Linked DNA regions of Homo sapiens: all the other regions are linked to region 4. A link is a contact called in ENCODE Hi-C or POLR2A ChIA-PET data. All regions are on one chromosome and are shown on one strand. The core of a region is the stretch at or near the end of the contact, and the rest is flanking DNA. Distances in the headings are between cores, read along the strand shown. Region 1 overlaps LMTK2 (lemur tyrosine kinase 2). Region 2 overlaps LMTK2 (lemur tyrosine kinase 2). Region 3 overlaps BAIAP2L1 (BAR/IMD domain containing adaptor protein 2 like 1). Region 4 has its middle 25 kb from the start of NPTX2.

Region 1 (3,032 bases), core at 428-2,927, 440 kb after region 4:
CCAGGGGCAGCACCAGAGGGCATGTGGGCTGGTCCCAAGTCCAGGGGTCAAGTGCTCTTACGAGCCTGCTGAAGAGCAGGTTCTCTCTGGGAAAGGAGGAGACAGAGTGCGGAGGAGGGACTATGCAGCCACAGGAGAAAAAGAGGAGATGGCGCGCAGCCTGGGCGTTCCTGGGACCCAGAGCCCCTCTGCCTCAGCCTGGCCCCACAGGGTGGCCGGTAACGAGCCTGAGAGTGACCACAACAGGCAGGGGGCATGGCCCCGAGAGCACACTCAGGATGCTGGCAGTTTTATTTATTTATTTTAGAGGCAGGGTCTTGCTCTGTCACCCATGCTGGAGGGCAGTGGCACAATCATAGGTCACTGTAGCCTTGAACTCCTGGGCTCAAGCATTCCTCCCACCTCAGCCTCCTGAGTAGCTGAAGTGCAGGTGCACACCACCACATCCAGCTAATTTTTTAGTTTTTATTTTTTTTAGAGATGGGGTCTCACTATGTTGCCCAGGCTGGTCTCACACTCCCAGGCTCAACTGATCCTCCCACCTCAGCCTCCTGAGTAGCTGGGATTACAGGCAGGAGTCACTGCACCCAGCTGATGATGGGAGTTTTATAAAAACAAGTTTGTAATCTACTCAGCAAATGTGAAGAAGACATGAGATTATCAGGCCTGCAAAACCACCATCTCCCAGCTGCAGCGCCCCACCCCCGACCCTGCACTCCCAATCCCCAGCACGCAGCGCCTCTCACCGCCCTGCTCGATGTCCGAGTCGGTCAGGTGTGTGAGGGAAAAGCTGGCAATGTTGGCGGGAGAGATGGAGAACCGGGAGTAAGGCGCCGAGTGCGGCCAGCTCTGCTCCGTGCTCCGGGCCGGTGGCGGCGGAGAAAAGTACTTGGATGTTTGGAGAGAAGGCTTGGAGCTGAGCAGGTTACTTGTTGTCTTTGACATAAAAGGATCTGGGGAGAAGTCATCATCCCACTCAAAGCCACCACCTAGAAATAAAAAATAAAACCCCACCCTTTTTATCACTGCGTGATGAGGGAGAGGGGGAGCCTCTGGGCAGGTGCGCCCTGCAGGTCGGAAGACACAGCCCGGCCCGGCTGGCAGATGGCAGTTCTGTGCCCATGTCAGGGGGCGTCATTAAAGCAACATGGGAAGTTACCCTCAAAAAACCTTTACATTACTCAATTTTTCAGTTTCCTTTAAAACTAGACAATGACGTGAAATACCTTCTTCGTCGGTGGAGCTTTCGGAGTTGATGCACCTGCTCAGGTAGGGAGAGCCTGAGGCTGGGGCTGGGCCGCTCAGGTCCGGGCCGCACGCCTCTCCTCCACAGGGCCCCAGCTCTTTGGTTGGGGTCTCCTGAAAAGTCAAACAGAAACTCCTGTCAGCAAAGGCCTGCTCACGGGAACCCCCCGTGTGACCGCTTCCCCACTGGCAGGCGCATCAGACTCATCGACTGAGAAGTAAGCGTCTCAAGACAAGGGCGGCTCCAGGCCTGGGAGGACGGACAGACACTAGGCCCTGTCTCTCCCTCTGCCTGCAGCTCTGACCTCGGCAGAGGCATGAAGCAGCCCTCTGAGGCTGCAGAGAAGCGCAGAGCAGCAGGCAGGCGGGCACGAGCGGCAGTGCTCAAGGTGCCACCCACCAGCAACAAGTGTGTCGGCTTCTCCTCCACAATCCCCCGCCTGGACTCAGGTCAGCCCGGAATCCAAAGTGGGCACTGCCCTGGACACAGTGCTCCAGGAGAAGCCCTTGGTTCTGGCTTCGGAGCAGGAAGGGGGTCTTCTGATGCTCAGAAAGAGAAGGGGGAATTCCAGCTTTCTTCTTTTCTCTGTTCTCTTGCTCTCCAGTCTCAAGCAATCCTGGGGCAACAGCTGCCTATAATCCTGAGGGCCATGAAGCCTCCTCTCCACTGGAGGACTGTGATCACGAGCGGGAGGGGACCCTCGCTGAGTTTTTTTCCCTTCTGTCCTCCCACTGCTTGGCTCCAGATGCGCGTGCGATTGCAGGAAGTATGGCACATCGTGTAACTAAAGCCTCAACTTTCTAGCTAGGGGACCAGAAAGCAGAGGCCCAAAGAACTGCAAGTATCAGGGACATCACAGAAGAGGGAGGAGCTCAAAAAGGTGACCCGATGAAGTTGCTGGGGGGCTCCTGGGCTGTGTGTGGTAGATCTGACTCTGAACACACCCAAGCTTTGAAAATGAACCTCAGGGGAGACCGGGGTGGGGTGCGGGGCACACACGTGGGGCAGGTTCAAACAGCACAGCGAAGGCTTTGAAAGGGGAACTGGGAGCTGACACTGAAACCACAACCCACAGAAGGCTGCTTGGAGCTTGTGGCCTGCACCCACCGGGTCAAGGCCTGCTAAGGTAAAAGTATCAACATGATTCACAGCATTTACACATGGCACAGACTGCCTAACATGATAGGAGGATCCAAAAGCTAAAATTACTTCACATACAAAAACCAGGAACACCTCAATTTACCTGGGAAAAGACAATCAACAGGTGCCAGTGTCACCGTACCACAGATGTTGGAATTATCTGAAAAAGGACTATTATAAAAATGCTCCTACAACTAAGGGGAAACACTCTTACCATGAACAGAAATAGGGAAAATCTTAGCAAAGGAACAGATGATAAGAAGAATGACAAAAAGCAAAACTCAGAAAAGAAAAGTATAATAACCAAAATCTAGCAATTCAATGGATGGGCTCAACAGCATAATGGAGATGACGAAGGAAATCATCAGGGACCTTGAAGACAGAGCAACAGAAATCACCCAATCCAAACAAGAGCAAGAAAAAAAAAACCTGGAGGAAGAAAGGACCAGAGCCTCAGAACCTATGAGAGAATACACAGGGTCTAACCCTGGAGTCCCAGGAAGAGAGGAGACAGGGCGTGGGGCAGAAAAAGTACTAGAAGAAAAGAATGCCTGAAAACTTCTTAAATTTGGTGAAAGATACAAAACTACAGATTTAAGTTTAGCAAAACAAAAACGGGATAAATACAAAGAAATTGGGCCAGGTG
Region 2 (2,918 bases), core at 69-2,568, 510 kb after region 4:
CCACAAATAAAATCCCTATACCGCCGTGGTCAAACTAGAAACCAGTCCCTGACACAGTTCCTGACTGCAGCTGTTAGAACCTGATAAAGAAAGGCAGCTTTAACATGCAGCCTACAGCACTGAGAAGGGCATACGTCGAGCCAGTCATCTACCAAACAACATCAAGAACAGGCATCACCATACATTTAGGCAGCTTTTCCCATCACAAATTGAGAGCAAGCACCACATGAGGTCTGGCGGAATACGTATGCTTTCCCCAAGACACTGATTAAAAAACACCCGGCATGTCTACAGCACATTCTGTGAGTTTTCATTTAATAGTTTTCAAAGCATTTTAATAGCTACCTAGAACTTGATTCAATAAGCAGAAAACTTGAGAAACTCTAAGAGGTAGGTACATATTATCTGTTTTAGAGACAGGTAATTTGGAGAATGCAATTTCTCAGTAATGACTCAAGGTAAGCCAGGAATACCACCTATTAATTCAACCATTATAACTCCAGCCCAATTATCTGATTCACGATCTCTAGAACCTCAGATGAAACTGGACCCATATGTAATTAACTAAAGAGTTGTCTGTGAAGCCATTTTGGGATTCAATTAAAAAAAAAATTAAAGGCCACAGATAAAAAGAAATGATGATCAATATTTAGATCCATTAGGGATTACAAAATGCTGGATATCCTAATGTTGTCATTCCTTGTTCAGTCACTAGTGGATATGCTTTTATAAAGAGAAATTTCCTCACATTTACTATTTGGTTACCCAGTGGTTCAAGTCATAAGGAAAAGGCAGACTAGATACTTCAATCTTTCTCTTTGCCAGTTTTTAAAAAATGAGTTGGTGGTTGGGTGCGGTGGCTCACGCCTGTAATCTCAGCACTTTGGGAGGCCAAGGTCGGGGGACCGCAAGGTCAGGAGATTGAGACCATCCTGACCAACATGGTGAAATCCCGTCTCTACTAAAATACAAAAAATTAGCCAGGCGTGGTGCCGCGCGCCTGTGGTCCCAGCTACTCGGGAGGCTGAGGCAGGGGAATTGCTTGAACCCAGGAGGCAGAGGTTGCAGTGAGCCAAAATTGCGCCACTGCACTCCAGCCTGGGCGACAGAGTGAGACTCCGTCTCAAAAAAAAAAAAGTTGGTTCACTAGCATCCTCTGGCAGTGACCAGTTCAGAGAGCTGCTGTCACTGTTTTGTGGTATCATCATGAGCTAATGGATTTAAAGCACCCACAGGCTTCCATCCGTTGTGGTTGTTCTGATTGACACTCCCATTGTCCTGTCTTTGGCAAGCAGGGCCTCTAAAGCGGTTTGCTCCCAAGCCCTCCCACAGGGTCCCGGCAGGCCTGGGTGGAGTTCTTGTTCCCTGGGTTGTTCCAGGCTCATCTTTTATAGTTTCTGTTTCAAACCTCCTATCAATCATTTCCCCAAAGAGCCCTGGTTTCTTTTAAAGTGAACTGCTAATGTAAAGACCTCGGTTCAGGAAGTAGAGCTGCTTATTCACTGCTGGTGTCACAACTACCTTAGAAAACAATGTATCACAGTTTTGTAACATTGAACTTTGGTACCCCTGTGGTCTAAGCAGCTGCTCTCTTCGGGTAATAGGGATCAGGAAACTGTGGCCACTGGGTGAAATCCTGCCCACAGTTTTTGTTTTGGTATGGCCTGAAAGCTAAGAATAATTAAGAATTCACGTTTTTAAATCGTATTTTTAATCCAAAATAACATTTTATGACACATGAAATTTATATCAATAGCTGATAACACAGAAAGACAGACATTATCTCCTGACAGAAAAACACATCACCACCTATGCAACAGTACTGCCCAAAACAAGCAAACAAAAACAATATCAAACCTGAATCTAATCAACCACCTAGATCCAAATGTCAATGTATAGGAAACATTATGAATAGCGAGACATGTGAAATACCACCACAAGAATGTAATCAGCAAAACACAGGCTGTGAAAAACACTTGGGGAGAAAAGCCTAGGAAAATGTAAAAAAGAAAGAGATGAAGAGAGGGAGAGTGGCAAACATTAAAAGACTTAAACGACCTACCCACCAATTCCAACATATGGATGTTATTTGAATCATGATTCAACCTATTTTAAAAACTATGACATTTCAGGCTATTGGAAATCTGAACACTAACTGACCATATTAAGAAAATGTAATTCATTTCTCCTTGGAGTGATAATGGTCATGTGCTTGTTTTTAAATGTAGTCCTTATCTTTTGGAGATAGTGACCTACTTAATGATGTCTGGAATTTGCTTCCAAACAGCACGAGGGCGTGGAGAAAGTGGACGGGGGCAGCATGAAGAAAGATGGGCTGCAGCTAATTCAGGCTGGGTGGAAGCTGTGTGGGAATTCATTACAGTATCTATGTCTTGCATGCTTGAAGCTTTCATTTATTAAATGAATTTAAAAGTTTAAATGGAAGAAAGCAGATATCATAATTTATAATCCATATTCTTGCCTACTCTTGATATGGCCATTAACGTGCTAGGGCTGTCATAATCAAGTATCACAAACTGGGTGACTCAAATAACCAAAATTTATTCTCTAGTTTTGGAAGCTCCAAGTCCAAGATCAAGGTGGCAGCAGGATGGGCTCCTTCTGAGGGCTGTGGTGGCAGGGTTTGTTCTAGGCCTCTCCTTGCTTCTGGCAGCTGGCTGCCTTTTCCCTAAGTCTCTTCCCATCATCTCCCCTCTACGTGTGTCTGTGTCCAAATTTCCTCTTCCTATATATAAGGACAGCAGTCACACTGGATTAGGCCCACCCTCATGACCGCATTTTCACTTGATCATCCCCGTAAAGACCCTCTCTCCAAATAAGGTCCCATTCTGAGGCACTGGGGTTAGGGTTTCCACGTATGAATTTAGGGGGAACACCATCCAACCCATCTCTAGGAC
Region 3 (2,785 bases), core at 213-2,712, 330 kb after region 4:
CCCCCATGATTCAATTACCTCCCACCAGGTCCCTCCCCAAACACATAGGAATTACGGGAGCTACAATTCAAGATGAGATTTGGGTGGGGACACAGCCAAAGCATATCACCTATTGTTGGCATTTGGAACTGGGTTTGAACCTGGAACTTTCTGGTTCCAAAGCCCGTGGTGCTTTCCAGTAGGACACGATCATATCTCTGAAGTACAAAGTAATATTTGTGCAAATTGCCCCGTGGGAATGTCAAGCCCTTGGGCAACTTCTCTCTGCACACGAGTCAGGGACCTCAAGGAGAACGATGGTATCTACTTAGGTCAGGTTACAGCATTCTTTCCTCTCATGTATTTACTCTATTATTCAAATAAAGCAGGTGTAAAGATGGCAGAAGATAAACGTCAGGCTGCACGCTATCTGATGCTCATGTCATGCTTATATAATTATTATTATTATTATTTTTTTTTTTTTAGTATGTGGAGACCGTTACTTCTCGTCAGAGTGAAATCCAGAAATTCATTGCAGATGGTTGCAAAGAGGCTCTGCTTGAAGAGAAGAGGCGCTTCTGCTTTCTGGTTGATAAGCACTGTGGCTTTGCAAACCACATACATTATTATCACTTACAGGTGGGTGTGGTGGCAAATTGCCTTGAGCGTATTAATAACTTTATTTCATATTTAAATGCCCCAGAAGGCTGGGCCGTGGCCCACGCCTGTAATCCCAGCACTTTGGGAGGCTGAGGTGGGCCTGGGCAACATGGCAAAACTCTGTCTCTATAAAAAATAATAAAAAAAAAACTAGCCAGGCATGGTAGCATGTGCCTGTAGTCCCAGCTACTCAGGAGGCTGAGGTGGGAGGATCCCTTCAGCCTGGGAAGTTGAGGCTGCAGTGAGCCATGATTGTGCCACTGCACTCCAACCTGAGCAACAGAGCGGGACCCTGTCTCAATCAGTCCATACGTACAGAGATATACACACATGCACGCCACTCACCTTCCACACATGCCCAATATAAAGCAGTGGGCCATTTTGCCAATGAAAAGATTCCAGAGAAACTGTGTTTGGCCAACTTGAACATATAAACTTATAGAAATACAGCTGAAATGGTCAAACGTCCATGTATAATGTTTAATAAATTAATAATACATCCATATTTAAAGTCCTTCATAAAATAATGCTTCATCATTGAAAAATAGCACATGTTTGCTCTTCTCACCTGCGAGTCAGCTTTCCCCAGGCCCTTTCTGATGTGTCCTCAGCATCAGTGTCTTCACCATGGCTGCTGGTGAGTCCCAGCGGGCCCAGGTCTACCCCACCTGGGCGATTTGAGATGCTCCCTTCATGGGTCCGTGTCCGGGGGTCACGGGCAGCTCTGCCCCAGCCCACGGGCCCCCATTCACGCGCATCAGGACAGCTGGGCTCAGTGATGCGTTCATTCCTCTTGGTGGTATTGGTTCCTGGTTTATTCAACTGAATGACCTCATCACCCTCCTTCCAACACACACAGCTGTGAGGTTCGAACCCCCAGGAATCATGATGCAACACATGTCACATTTCCTTTCCTTTGTTTTAAATTATGAACTCTGTTGGGCCTTTGTAAACATCCAAAACTAGCACTGGTTGAGGTCAGAAATTCATTGTTGTTCATAGTAAAGTTAGAGAGTGTTCCAATATAGGAGAAGCTTTGCAAGAGCTTGAATATAAGTCAGCTTTGTCTTTGTTTTAAAGGAAAAATACTTTGGCCTTGTATGTATGCAAATGTTGTATTTTCTATAAACTTTTTACAACTTTAAGGAATATTCAGGACTGCGCATGGTGGCTCACGCCTGTAATCCCAGCACTTTGGGAGACCAAAGTGGGTGAATCACTTGAGGTCAGGAGTTTGAGACCAGCCTGGCCAACATGGTGAAACCCTGTCTCTACTAAAAATACAAAAATTAATCACATGTGGTGAGCACCTGTAATCCCAGCTACTCAGGAGGCTGAGGCAGGAGAATTGTTTGAACCCAGGAGGCTGAGGTTGCAGTGAGCCCAGATCACACCACTGCACTTCAGCCTGGGCAACAGAGCAAGACTCTGTCTCAAAAAAAAAAAAAAAAAAAAAGGAAGAAAAAGGAGTATTCAGCTCCCTAAATAAGATTTAAAATTAGTACAGCAGGCCAGGCACAGTGGCTCATGCCTATAATCCCAGCCCTTTGGGAGCCCAAGGCAGGAGGATCACTTGAGCCCAGGAGTTCCAGACCAGCCTGGGCAGCATAGCGAGACCCTATCTCTACCAAAAAAAAAAAAAAAAAGTTTTAATTAGCCAGTTGTGGTGATGTGCATCTGTGGCCCCAGCTACTCAGGAGGCTGAGGTGGAAGGATTGTTTGAGCCCAGGAGTTCGAGGTTGCAGTGAGCTGTGATTGTGCCAGTGCACTCCAGCCTGGGTGACAGAGCCAAAATCCTCTCTCAAAAAAGCAGAAGAAAATGGTTACAGCAAAGGAAATAGTTGCTGTATTAGGTGATCACTTTTGTCAACAGCATGTCTGTACTAGTTTCGGGAATGTAGAGTTCACTTTAGAATCTTCTCTTCCCAGAGTGAGGGCATCCTGTGGCACCAGGGTCGCAGGCTGGAGAGGACAGAGGTGACCTTGAGGTTCTCTTCCTGCGTGATATCCCCACCGTGTCATGAGGCAGCCTAGCACCTTTTCAGGGAGCTCCAGTTATCAGCAGAGTCTTTCTTAGACTTAACCATCGGTCCCAGTAATGCTTTCTAGAGTGACGCAGACCAAATCTGCTCGTTTCTATGCTGGA
Region 4 (2,834 bases), core at 27-2,526:
CCTCTCATATATTGTAATAAGGTTAGTCTGTGTGACCAGTACAAGACAGTAGAAGTGAGGGCATGTCTTCAAAGGCTAGGTCATAAACCACATTACGCTTTCTCAGATTGCTCACCCTGGGAAGCCAGCTGCCCTGTCATGAGCAGCCCTTTGTGTTTTTTTTTTTTTTTTTTTTTTTTTAGAGACAGGGTCTTTCTCTGCAGCCCAGGCTGGAGTGCAGTGGTGCAATCATGGCTCACTGCAGCCTCAACCTCTGGGCTCAAGCGATCCTCCTACTTCAGCCTCCTGAATAGCTGGGACCATAGGTGCTCCACCATGCCTAGATAATTTTTTACTTTTTGTAGAGATGGGGTCTCCCTGTGTTGCCCAGGCTGGTCTGGACCTCCTAAGCTCAAGCGATCCTCTCACCTCAGCCTCCTAAAGTGTTGGGATTACAGGCGTGAGCTACCACGCACTGCCGTGAGCAACCCTTTGGAGAGGCCCACGTTGTGAGGAACTGAGGCCTCCTGCCAACAGCCATGCGCAGAAGCCATCATGGAAAGGGCTCCTCCCACCCAGTCCAGTCTTCAGGACTGCAGCCCTGGCCAACTATTTTTTTTTTTTTTTTTTTTGAAGTGGAGTCTCACTCTGTCACTCAGCCTGGAGTGCAGTGGCACAATCTTGGCTCACCGCATCCTCTGCCTCCCAGGTTCAAGCAATTCTCATGCCTCAGCCTCCCGGGTATCTGGGACTACAGGCATGCCCCACCATGCCTAGTTTATTTTTGTATTTTTTTTTTTTTTTTTAGAGATGGGTTTTCACCATGTTGGCCAGGCTGGTCTCAAACTCCTGACCTCAAATGATCCACCTGCCTCGGTCTCCCAAAGTGCTGGGATTACAGGCATGAGCCAATGCTCCTGGTCCTGGCCAACATTTTGATTGTGACTTTATGAAAGACCCCTGAGCCAGAACTACCCAGCAAGGCCACTCCTGGACTCCTGACCCACAGAAACAGTGAGATATTAAACATTTGTTGTCTTCAGCTGGTAAGTTTTGGAGTCATTCGTTACGTAGCAACCAATAGCTAATACAGTCAGCTCCTTCAGTCCTCAGGAGAAGTCTCTGCTGTGTAAGACTATTGTTCTCCCTGGTCCAAGCAGAAAACAGCAGCTCACAATCACCCAAAGAGGAAGTTGTGCAGAGAAATGCAAACTTGAGGGTTTGCATCTGTTGGAGCTGGTGCCACATCAGACCTCTGGGCTTTCCATCCGTCGGCAACCATACCGCCCTACTCAGCAAGCGTGACCTAAGCTTGGAAGGCTTAACTCCTCAAAATAAGCCCACAAGGGTTCATCGCCCTGATTTCACAGATGAGCAAACACGTCAGACCACCACGACTCACTCAGGGTCGCACAGCTGGTGAGGAGGGGCGCCCTGCGGGAATTCAGTCACCTGGGTTTATTGGAGGCTGGTGCCCTGCTGTGCAGGAGTGGCACCTCTTCAGGGCAGGGAGGAATGCTGAGGTGTCTGCCCAAGGCTGGTCTTTGTGGTCTCAGGCTGTCCCCCAACTCCAGGGCTGCTGGGCCTGGTGAAAACCTGAAGATTCCCCTTCCACTTCCCCAAACCCTCAGCTGGCACAGAGCCTACAGCCTGGGGTGATGAGATGTGGTCACCTGCAGGACCGGGGTTTTAAGAAGCAGCTGTTTCCTGTGGTCTTGACTTTTAAAGAGGTTTCAAGTCCAACTTGGACCCTCAGCTCTGGGGATGCCTGTAACCATGGCAGCGGCTCACAACAGCAACAACAAATATTTGCTGAAAGAGAAAGAGCAGGGAGGGAGGGAGACAGCGAGGGAAGCAGGAGCATGGCTCACCCCTGGGCACCTGCAGATGGCTGGGGGGCTATCCCTAGGTTCCCAGGGGGCACTCAGATGCCTCCAGTAACAACTTTTCTACTATCCTGTGCCTGGGTGGAGAGTTTGTCTGTGGGGGTGTTGGGAGGTCCCATGCCCCGTCTTAAGCACTGTTTCCCCCAGGTCTCTGCATAAAATATGTCCCCAGGACATCATGTCCAGGACCAGACCTCAGGTGGGCCTCCCTTGACCTAATTATTCATGTGAACTTAGACAAGTCCTTTCTTTTACCAGAGCCTCAGTTTCCTCATCTGCGAAAGGGGAATAGCAAACTGGCCTGTGTTTTCAGAGGTGTGTGGCTAAAGTGAATTCCAGGCCAGGCACAGTGGCTCACAGCTGTAATCTCAGCGCACTGGGAGGCTGAGGCCGGAGGATCGCTTGAGGCTAGGAGTTTGAAGCAAGCCTGGGCAGCAAAGTGAGACACTGTCTCTATAAAAAATAAAAATAAATAATTTTTTTTTAAGAGGGAGTCTCACTCTGTCACCAAGGCTGGAGTGCAGTGGTGCAATCTTGACTCACTGCAACCTTCACCTCCTGGGTTCCAGTGATCCTCCTGCCTCCGCCTCCTGAGTAGCTGGGATTACAGGTGTGCACCACCAAGCCTGACTAATTTTTGTATTTTTAATAGAGATGGGGTTTCACCATGCTGGCCAGGCTGGTCTTGAACTCCTGGCCTCAGGTGATCCACTTGTCTCGGCCTCCTAGAGTGCTGGGATTACAGGTGTGAGCCACAGTGTCTGGCCAAAATAAATAAAAATTTAAAAACTGAAATGAATTCCAGCCGTCACCATCTAGAGCATCCTGTTGAAGGATTGTTGTAAAGATCCCATCACTGGCTTCCAGGACAGAGTGATGTCGTGAGCTCCAGGCCACATTCCAGATAGCCCAGAGAGGGAAAGTGGCTTGCCCTGGGCCACACAGCAAGGGCAACGAGACCCAGAACTT

What was found. A loop is a pair of places that touch in the nucleus more often than their neighbours do. ChIA-PET counts read pairs that join two places held with the same protein, here RNA polymerase II (POLR2A). Pooled maps may share reads with other maps.
Region 1: a pooled map shows a loop between it and region 4 (15-fold over the local background). The contact joins two enhancer-like sites. A Hi-C loop is called at or near these places in 10 of 37 single-sample maps with no recorded cell type and 7 of 50 pooled maps.
Region 2: a loop to region 4 is called in a pooled map, with 16 times the contacts of the local background. The contact joins two enhancer-like sites. A Hi-C loop is called at or near these places in 6 of 37 single-sample maps with no recorded cell type and 4 of 50 pooled maps. POLR2A ChIA-PET finds 5 or more read pairs at or near these places in 2 of 52 experiments (GM12878 and common myeloid progenitor, CD34-positive).
Region 3: a loop to region 4 is called in a pooled map, with 31 times the contacts of the local background. The contact joins two enhancer-like sites. A Hi-C loop is called at or near these places in 3 of 37 single-sample maps with no recorded cell type and 4 of 50 pooled maps.

The regions. Positions count from the first base shown.
Region 1 is chr7:98,201,901-98,204,932 of GRCh38, reverse strand. LMTK2 (lemur tyrosine kinase 2) reads right to left here. Exons shown (of 14, transcript NM_014916.4): 12 at 1,227-1,359; 13 at 747-989. Among named protein-coding and RNA genes, the nearest start is that of BHLHA15, 8.0 kb to the left of the region's middle. RefSeq lists an enhancer at 1,161-1,340. Within about 2 kb of position 1,677, at least 4 of the 41 ENCODE cell types and tissues checked have a DNase peak (open chromatin) inside an H3K27ac peak, as active enhancers do.
Region 2 is chr7:98,130,476-98,133,393 of GRCh38, reverse strand. All of the region lies in intron 1 of LMTK2 (lemur tyrosine kinase 2), which reads right to left. Among named protein-coding and RNA genes, the nearest start is that of LMTK2, 25 kb to the right of the region's middle. RefSeq lists an enhancer at 503-1,003. Within about 2 kb of position 1,318, at least 18 of the 41 ENCODE cell types and tissues checked have a DNase peak (open chromatin) inside an H3K27ac peak, as active enhancers do.
Region 3 is chr7:98,313,293-98,316,077 of GRCh38, reverse strand. BAIAP2L1 (BAR/IMD domain containing adaptor protein 2 like 1) reads left to right here. Exons shown (of 14, transcript NM_018842.5): 7 at 466-618. It also overlaps a transcript of BRI3 not described here. Among named protein-coding and RNA genes, the nearest start is that of BRI3, 33 kb to the right of the region's middle. Within about 2 kb of position 1,462, at least 2 of the 41 ENCODE cell types and tissues checked have a DNase peak (open chromatin) inside an H3K27ac peak, as active enhancers do.
Region 4 is chr7:98,640,658-98,643,491 of GRCh38, reverse strand. No RefSeq gene overlaps it. Among named protein-coding and RNA genes, the nearest start is that of NPTX2, 25 kb to the right of the region's middle. RefSeq lists an enhancer at 124-183. Within about 2 kb of position 1,276, at least 2 of the 41 ENCODE cell types and tissues checked have a DNase peak (open chromatin) inside an H3K27ac peak, as active enhancers do.